Linked DNA regions of Homo sapiens: regions 2 and 3 are each linked to region 1. A link is a contact called in ENCODE Hi-C or POLR2A ChIA-PET data. All regions are on one chromosome and are shown on one strand. Each heading gives the region's core, a stretch centred on a gene start or an enhancer-like site at or near the end of the contact. The rest is flanking DNA. Distances are from core to core; before and after follow the strand shown.

What was found. Hi-C counts contacts between places; a loop is a spot of excess contacts on that map. ChIA-PET counts read pairs that join two places held with the same protein, here RNA polymerase II (POLR2A). Pooled maps may share reads with other maps.
Region 2: a loop to region 1 is called in a map of natural killer cell, with 2.9 times the contacts of the local background. The contact joins two enhancer-like sites. A Hi-C loop is called at or near these places in 3 of 168 maps with a recorded cell type or tissue (Calu3, GM12878 and natural killer cell), 34 of 37 single-sample maps with no recorded cell type and 13 of 50 pooled maps. POLR2A ChIA-PET finds 5 or more read pairs at or near these places in 3 of 52 experiments (AG04450, GM12878 and PC-9).
Region 3: a loop to region 1 is called in a pooled map, with 4 times the contacts of the local background. The contact joins two enhancer-like sites. A Hi-C loop is called at or near these places in 1 of 37 single-sample maps with no recorded cell type and 9 of 50 pooled maps. POLR2A ChIA-PET finds 5 or more read pairs at or near these places in 1 of 52 experiments (WTC11).

What each region holds. Positions count from the first base shown.
Region 1 is chr5:107,475,643-107,478,342 of GRCh38, reverse strand. The region is part of intron 1 of EFNA5 (ephrin A5); the gene reads left to right. Among named protein-coding and RNA genes, the nearest start is that of EFNA5, 190 kb to the left of the region's middle. Within about 2 kb of position 1,307, at least 8 of the 41 ENCODE cell types and tissues checked have a DNase peak (open chromatin) inside an H3K27ac peak, as active enhancers do.
Region 2 is chr5:107,292,876-107,295,725 of GRCh38, reverse strand. No RefSeq gene overlaps it. Among named protein-coding and RNA genes, the nearest start is that of LINC01950, 280 kb to the right of the region's middle. Within about 2 kb of position 1,370, at least 2 of the 41 ENCODE cell types and tissues checked have a DNase peak (open chromatin) inside an H3K27ac peak, as active enhancers do.
Region 3 is chr5:107,262,334-107,265,138 of GRCh38, reverse strand. No RefSeq gene overlaps it. Among named protein-coding and RNA genes, the nearest start is that of LINC01950, 250 kb to the right of the region's middle. Within about 2 kb of position 1,343, at least 2 of the 41 ENCODE cell types and tissues checked have a DNase peak (open chromatin) inside an H3K27ac peak, as active enhancers do.

The DNA of each region.
Region 1 (2,700 bases), core at 58-2,557:
TTTGTTAATGATAAATTTGAGCAAGCAACTAAACATTCCTGAATAATGCTGAGAATATTACTCGCCTAGGTCTTTATGACTATGGATCTCTTGCCTGCCTCCTCTTTCTCCGTAGAAGTCTGGCCACTGTGCCTGATATGCATATTAATTGCTGGATCAGGAGGAGAAGCAGGGAGCTTCCTTTGGCAACAGGGTGTAACACAAACAGCTGAGTAATGAGGTACATGTGGATTATTAGGTATGACATAATGAGTAGCATTTCTATCATGGCATTATATATCTGTCAGGGTTTTTGGTCAGGCTTTTTCCTTCCTAGGGTTTAAAAACCCTGCTCATGTATTTCGGTGGTTATCACTAAAAATGGCCAGAAATCCCACTGCTACCAATCAGTTATGCTACCTCTAAATATCAGCCTCTGATTGATAGCTTGTTAAAGTGAGTTTCAAAACCAAGGGGAACTCTCTTTAGAGGAGGTATGTATTTGATTTAGGGTATATTGATTTGCATAATTTAGCAAATAAAGTACTATATAGTTAAAGGTCTGGAGACATTTACTTTTACCTAACTTAAAAAAAATAATATATTGTGGCCTAGATTAGTCACATAAGAGCCACCCTGTAAAAAGGAAACAGTGCAGGTAGAAGTTAGTCAAGAGAACACAATAGCCACACCTTGAGAAACCTTTCACCTGTGGCTTAGTTATTACTATCAGGTTACCCAAAAGAAAGAAGGGTTATATAGAGAAATAAAAAAGATTTATAACATGTATCCCCAAAAGACACCTGAAAAATAAGAGAATAGGATAAATGTAATTGCCAGAGATCCTTTTACAGTTATAAATTAATGTAGACAATTTTCTAGAGCAGTAATACCTCATGTAAGAAAGCCCTTTGCCAATATGTATTTTCTGCTTGTTTTAAATCACATATGCGACTTTGGTTCTAGATTTGTACCTTTAAACAGTCCAGAAAGATAAGAGTTTCTGCAGATATTATTCTATTGATTGCTTAATTCAAAAGATTATAAATTACTTCATCTGTTTTAGTGGAAGAGAAAGTCTTACATAGGTACATAAATATCTATATGTTAATATTATGATTAGTATCTCTTATCTACACATTGACCTATTCCTTATGTTTCTCCGTAGCTTCTTACCAAGACATTTTTTTTCTCTCTTGATAAGCCAGTAACCTCCCTTTTGAAACTGTGTGATGTTTCTCTTTTTGTTTTGGTTACTAGGAGGCTCAGCTGGCTTTCGTGTTGAGTTGCCACACAGCCTTTCCTGTTCATTGTCACAGACCCAGCAGCACCTAGCACATAGTGATACAAATGCTCAGCAAATAGACACTAAATCAGCAAATGTGTGACTTGAAATAGTTTTTCATTATGACTGATTTCCTGTCCACTTTATGTCTGGCTTTTTTGTTTTTAAGCTATATAAGGTGTAATGATTTCATTCTGTCTGATTCTGATTTGTGAACCACATCAAATCATTTCATCAAGGAGTCAGGGTATAGTATAACCTGAAAGGAATATGCCTCTGTTTTATACACTGTGACAACACAGTTTGGATGTTCCTGTGAGAGAGAGAGAGAGAGAGAGAGAGAAAGAGAAAAAATAAACATTTTAAGGGCAGCTAAATGGACTAAGAATAAAGCATTTCTGTAGGGACTTCAAATCAGAGAGTCCTGATACATAAAATTACAGGTATTGGACTTCATAGAAAGCTAATGAAATGTTTCTCCCCAAATTCTGTCAGATATCCCTATTGAACTGGTCATTTTCATTTGTTTTATATTTAATGAAACCAGAGGGAGAAACAGCAGGAATAGAAGGGTCTGTTTTGAAACTCTAAACAAGCCACCTGATGATTTTGTTTATCACTTGAACAGCTCTGGGTTCTTGTTTTGAAAATACAGATGTGTAAAGGTTTACATAGTTCCATTCTAAGTATAATATACTCTATTTTGCTCTCAAGAATATAGTTCTTGACTGGGCACAGTGGCTCACTCCTGTAATCCCAGCACTTTGGGAGGCTGAGGTGGGTGGATCACCTGAGGTCAGGAGTTCAAGACCAGCCTGGCCAACATTGTGAAACCGAATCTCTACTAAAAACACAAAAAATTAGCTGGGCGTGGTGGCAGGTGCCTGTAACCCCAGCTACTCGGGAGGCTGAGGCAGGAGAATTGCTTGAACTTGGGAGGCGGAGGTTGCAGTGAGCCGAGATCGCGCCATTACACTCCAGCCTGAGCAACAAGAGCAAGACTCTGTCTCAAAAAAAAAAAATATATATATAGTTTAAAAACTCTCAAGCCACCTTGGTATCTTCCATCTCATGTTTTATAGATGTTCAAACTGTACCATTTCAAACAGGTGCCGTGCTGTGAAAAACATGAACACAGTTTGAAATTCACTCTTGTAAAATATTTTGATATTAGCATTTTTAAAGGATCTGGGAAGTGTTGATATTCATTAACAACATCTCATTGCTCCAGAAACAGTTCAGCCTGGGTATTTTGAGGCTGAAGTCATGTCATCTCAGGTAGAACAACACAAAGGGCTTGCACTTTGGGGTAGTTCTCGTGAGAAATATGTAATCAGATTGTGGATACCCTAGACAAATCTTCTGTCTTAAGATGTATAAGTCTTATGCAGGGTAAGAATGTTGCTGACATAGTCCTTGAACAGCCTTCAAAATTA
Region 2 (2,850 bases), core at 121-2,620, 180 kb after region 1:
ACTTGGAAATGTGTGTGTGTGTGTGTTTTAAGTGCTTCAAGGATATTTTATTCAAGGTTTTAAATAATTTCCTGTTTCCATAACTTGTTGTTCTGACTCTTTTTGCAATGTGTTTGTCATGTCTGAAACTATTGTTTTTCTCAGATTTTGGCAGGGTTGGGGGTGGAATCGGCAGTGGTGAATCTTGGCTTTAACTTGGCAAAATTGGCAATATTTCTGGAAAACAAAATGAAAGGTCTAGAGGAGCATTTTTTTTTTTAAATTGTTGTTGCTGTTTTGCAGGGTGGGCTAACGGAAGAGTAGAAATGTAGCAATTCTACTTTACAGAAAAACAGAGTCTGCCTTCTGTATTAAGTGTAATCTAATGTATTAAATTGATAGAAATACACATGGTGCTAGGTTTCTGTTGAGGAATGCAGAGTTCGGCACGTATTCTCAGTCATCTCATTCACACATTGCCTGAAGTTTGAGATTAGTAATCAAGGGGTGGTTTATTTATTTTTGTTTTTCTATACATGGCCAAAGTACATGCATGATCTGTCTTTAGGGTATGGGGATATGGGAGGTAGGGGGATCTCCCTGGTCCAGGGTTCTTTGCCTGTGGCATTGTTTTCCATCGATAACTACCGCTGGGGACAATGACCTGGCCTGGCCTGATCTGACCCAGTTTCATGTACAAGATGCAAGTTTGGAGGGTATTTATCTCAACTGTTGGACATGTTGTTGATTTTTATTTTTTGACTGGAGCAGCCAAGCCACTTTTGGTTTCACCACTCCTTACATTCACCCTTTGCTTGTTGCCTAGGGCAGAAGGCACTTGGAAAGTTCACAAAGGAAATAAAATACTTCAGTGGCCTCTGAAGTTAAATAAAATACTTGTCTAAGGGTTAGGTCTTTCCCTCCTCCCTTTCGCAATGGAAAGAGGCAGAAAAGCTGTGGATTTTAATAAGGCTAACATTCTAGGTTTGGAAAAGGTCAAGTGACCACAAATGCCTGATAAAGTATTTGCTTTTTTTCAGTATAACATTTGAATTTTAAAATATGATATTTAAGGCAATTATTCTTCAGAAGTTCACTAACTTCAAATGAGTAGGTTCTAAGGGCTAAAAATGCTCCGTACCATCCAAGAGTTGTCACTAATGTTGCTGTCATTGTCACTTAAGGAAGGATTTGAAAGGTAGTATGTTCAAGATATTGCCAGCCTCTTCCCAGTGCCTGGTGGGTGGGGAGAGAAGAATGGGTTTAAAAGGCAATTTGAGCTGCAATCAGATAATATCAATGTATACATAAAGTACAAGTTATATGTTGTTATTTAGCATCTTCAATTACCCATTGTGAAAGTTAGGGGTGAATCTTTGGAAAAGCAGTGAATGTTTATCACCCACTTCCTCTTTTTCTCTTCCTGTTCTATTATGAGTTGTCAGTTAGCCTTTCTTTAGTCCTTCTAAGTTTGAAGTGTGCAGAATATTTAACATTATTCTACTTCTTCTAAGTTAATTTTTAAAATTCTGAAGTTCCTTATTTTAAGGCTACCTGTGTCTTAAGATAGCTGTTCAGGAGGAAGCGTGGGAACTGATTTAGTTTTCCCACCGAGAAGCCCTGCACGAATTCAAGTATTAGCCTTGATTCTGGCTCTGCAGCAGCCTCACTGTGTGGTCTCGGCAAGAAGTTGTTATATCTCAGTTTCCCTATCTGTATAAAATGGGGTAATTACCCTAGCTTACTCAGTAAGTTATAGCCTTGAACAACAAATGAATGATGATAAAGTATTTAAAACTACAAGAGAATGTAGAAATTCTAAGTATTACAGTTTTATTGCCTTACAAGGGGTGATAAAGTAAAAGTGAGGTTTAATAACAAATTGAAATTCCTAGATGAAAGGGACTGGAGAAGTTCAAAGTCATTTTATTATTATTAATAATAGGTGTTGTACTGCCTTCGTTCACCCTCGTCATCTAATCAGCACGCATTCCTTGGATTAAAGGGAGTGTTCTCTCTCCAAATGACTTTTATCTACAGTGTTGAGACATTCCTTATCCTGTTTTATGGATATGGAGTTTTGAATGACTATAAACAACTCCATTTTTTAGAAACTTTTTTTTTTTTTTTGAAAAGAAGAGAAGCCAAGTTGCCTCTTGGTTCACCTTCGTAAGTATGTGAAGATGTTTATATGAAGCTCCTTCACAGTTCTGTTCCTGTTTGTGAGACCCCAACCTCCTTGCTCATGGATTTATGTTGTTCACTCCATAGACATTCTTAGTTTCCCCTTTGTCTACGTGGAAAGATTCCAATTTTATTTATATAGAGTCTCAAATCATATCTCTAATTTTAATACAAAACCTCTGTTAAGCCAGAATAAACGGAAAGCATAAATACTTTAAAATGCTTTACTTTAAACATTTGCAAGAGTGGAGAACAGATTGTAGAAATTTCTCAAGTGAAAGGAACTTGACATACATGACAAATGTGAGGCTCACCTGGCTGAGGGGATGAGAAGATGTGGAGCCAGCATCGGCAGGAGTCAGAGTGAGGCTAGGCAAAAAAAGTATTCAGCTTCAAACCACTCTTGTTCTTTTTTCTTTTAAAAATTTTTTAAGGCCTGGCGCGGTGGCTCTCGCCTGTAATCCCAGCACTTTGGGAGGCCGAGGCGGGTGGATCGCAAGGTCAGGAGATTGAGACCATCCTGGCTAACACGGTGACACCCCATCTCTACTAAAAATACAAAATATTAGCCAGGTGTGGTGGCTGGCGCCTGTAGTCCCAGCTACTCGGGAGGCTGAGGCAGGAGAATCGCTTGAACCAGGGAGGCGTAGGTTGCAGTGAGCCGAGATTGCACCACTGCACTCTAGC
Region 3 (2,805 bases), core at 94-2,593, 210 kb after region 1:
GGAAAGCCTCAGCCAGTTAAAGGAAGAATGGCATTTATCAAAATAGGACAGCACACGGGCTGAAAAGTGCATGCAGATGGAAAGAATGGGCTGATAATCAGACTTTGAGCCCTGCTAACATGCTAATTGTATATGATGTGTGTGTGTGTGTGTGTGTGTGTGTGTGTGTGTGTGTGTGTGTGTGTGAGAGAGAGAGAGAGAGAGAGAGACATTCGTGGTAAGCAGCTTTTCCTTCTTAGTTCCTTTTTGTTATGACCTTTGTGAGCTTGGTGATCTTGGTCAAGTCCCTTAATCTTTCTGTATTGAAGCATCCTTAGCTTTAAATTAGAGGGGAAAAAATGGTGTCTTATTAGGTGGCTGTGTGCTTTCAGTGAGCCAATGTATGAGAAAGTGACTAGCAGAGTGTCTGACACATTTTATTACTCTGAGTTCCAGCAGGTCACCAAGCGGGTGAAGATCTTTGCCTGTTTTCTGCTCCTACTGATCACTGCTTTTGGAACCTTTATACTACTTTACAGGGCCCTCCTCACTTAGAAGGAAATCAGATACCATCTGCTTGACAACCTCATAGATCTATTTCCATAAAAGAGATTATTGCTACAATTTTTGAATTCATGAAGATTTCATCGATGCAGCAATGAGCATCAGTGTCCTTGATAACTCTTTCATCTCTAGGTTACACAGAATAAGACTGCACCTGTAAACTCATTGTAATTTGCAGAGCTGTACATACCTTTGAAAAATGATTTGTAATTCTCATGGCTAGCTCTCAAAGTATTTTTTAAATGACTCTGAGCTGAGCAAGGACAAGCCAACCATGTAAGGTTTTAAAAAGGTACCTGACAGACACAGATATCACACATCTGTTTTGATAGTCACTAGAACACTAGGAAGAGGTCTAATTCCACTGATCACAAATATATTTCACAGGACTTATACTTGAATTTTTTTCATGTCTCTCATGTAGTCTATGGAAATATATTGCTTTTGAAATTTTGATTTCCTTGATAAAAAAAAGTAAGTAAAAAGAGACCCTAGATCTCTTAAAAAAAAAAAAAAAACTAGCATGGATTCCAAAAGCACTTATAAGCATAATAACAATCCAAACAGAGATAATGTTATAAGGATTGCTACAAATGGATGCTTGCTTATTTCTGACTACAGTCAAAAGATGCCAACTAATAATCCCCAAATGGCCTTGCCAGAACAAGTTTATTTTTATTCTGGGAACGTTTAGAGTTTCTACATCAGGCTGCGGCAAAATACGCTTTATTTTTTTGAACTTGAGATCAGGGCAAAACCATATGCAAATGACAAAACCCACATCCTTGAATGATCAGAATACACGTAGCATTTAGGTAGGAGCTACTGGAGTTCTTTAAGAGGCTGAAAAATTAGGTACTTGGGATTTTGTTGTGTCAGGGAGGAGGGTCAGGATAGAGGGTGGGGGTGAAAAGAAAGTCTGAAACTTCACCTACCTACAAATCATTATCCTTGAACTGGCTGAAGGCAAAACTGGCTTGTTTACCTGCTTCTCTTTTAGGGAAACCCCAGGCTGCAGATTTTTAGCTCTACCTTGTCTTTGAGCTGGTTCCCGTCAGCATTTCACTCTGAGTGTTCTCTTAAGTAAAAATGTTCTAAGGCTGATGAAGATTAGCAATAATTAATTGTCACTTTTAAAACAAACACAGTTTTGACCTTGAGTATTGTATGCATTCTCAGCAATAAAATCTAACAGTCTGACCTGAAAAGCATGGGCTCGCTGTGGTGTCTCACTCTCGAAGTGATAACTTCAAATTCACTGATAATTAACAGTAATAGCCATCACAACAAAATCATCTAAAACACCCACATGAAAACTTCTTTAGTATTAGTTTATAGGTCTACTAATTAAAAGTCATTTTTGTTTCTAAAGATTCCTTTGACTAGCTCTATTCTTCCATTGTCTTCTTTTGAAATGTGTTTTCTTGTTGCTAGCTAAGTGACATTATTTAAACCATCTGATGTTAGCATGATTTGCTCTGAGGGTGTTAACCTAATATTAAGAAATTTAAATTTAGTTTTAATATCTCAGTGGCATTATGCTTTGTTAAAATTGCATTTCTGGAAAAACTCACTCATCTGTAACAGTTTAAACATGAACCCTTTACCCATATACTATATTAGCTGAGTAAAAAATGAATTTTTAGTGTTTTTCTTTTCAATACATCTTGTGAAATCATAAGAGAATTCTGCAATTTATACAGGGAAATTTGGCTGCCATTTGCTTGGACTGTGACATATGACTATAATTTGTAACTTTCCTTCCAACACTTGGTTATTTGTTATCTGAATATCTGAGTTTCAGAAGTATGAATTAGTGTATGAACAATGGAAAAAAAAGGTATGCTGTAATTCTCAGGGGCATGGTGTGTTACTGTCCTTAGAAATATGACTTGGGAAACACATTTAAATATAGAATTTATATTCTGCTTCTATTAGTGATTTACATGACTCTGTGACTTGCATCTTCATTTAGGTTTTTTTTTTTTTTTTTTTTTGAGACAGTGTCTCACTCTGTCACACAGGCTGGAGTGCGGTGGTGTGCCATCTCAGCTCACTGCAATCTCCACCTCCCAGGTTCAAGTGATTCTCCTGCCTCAGCCTCCCAAGTAGCTGCCTGCCACCATGCCTCGCTAATTTTTGTATTTTTTGTGGAGACAGGGTTTCACCATGTTGGCCAGGCTGGTCTCAAGCTCCTGATCTCAAGTGATCTGCCCACCTTGGCCTCCCAAAGTGTTGGGATTATAGGCGTGAGTCTTTAGT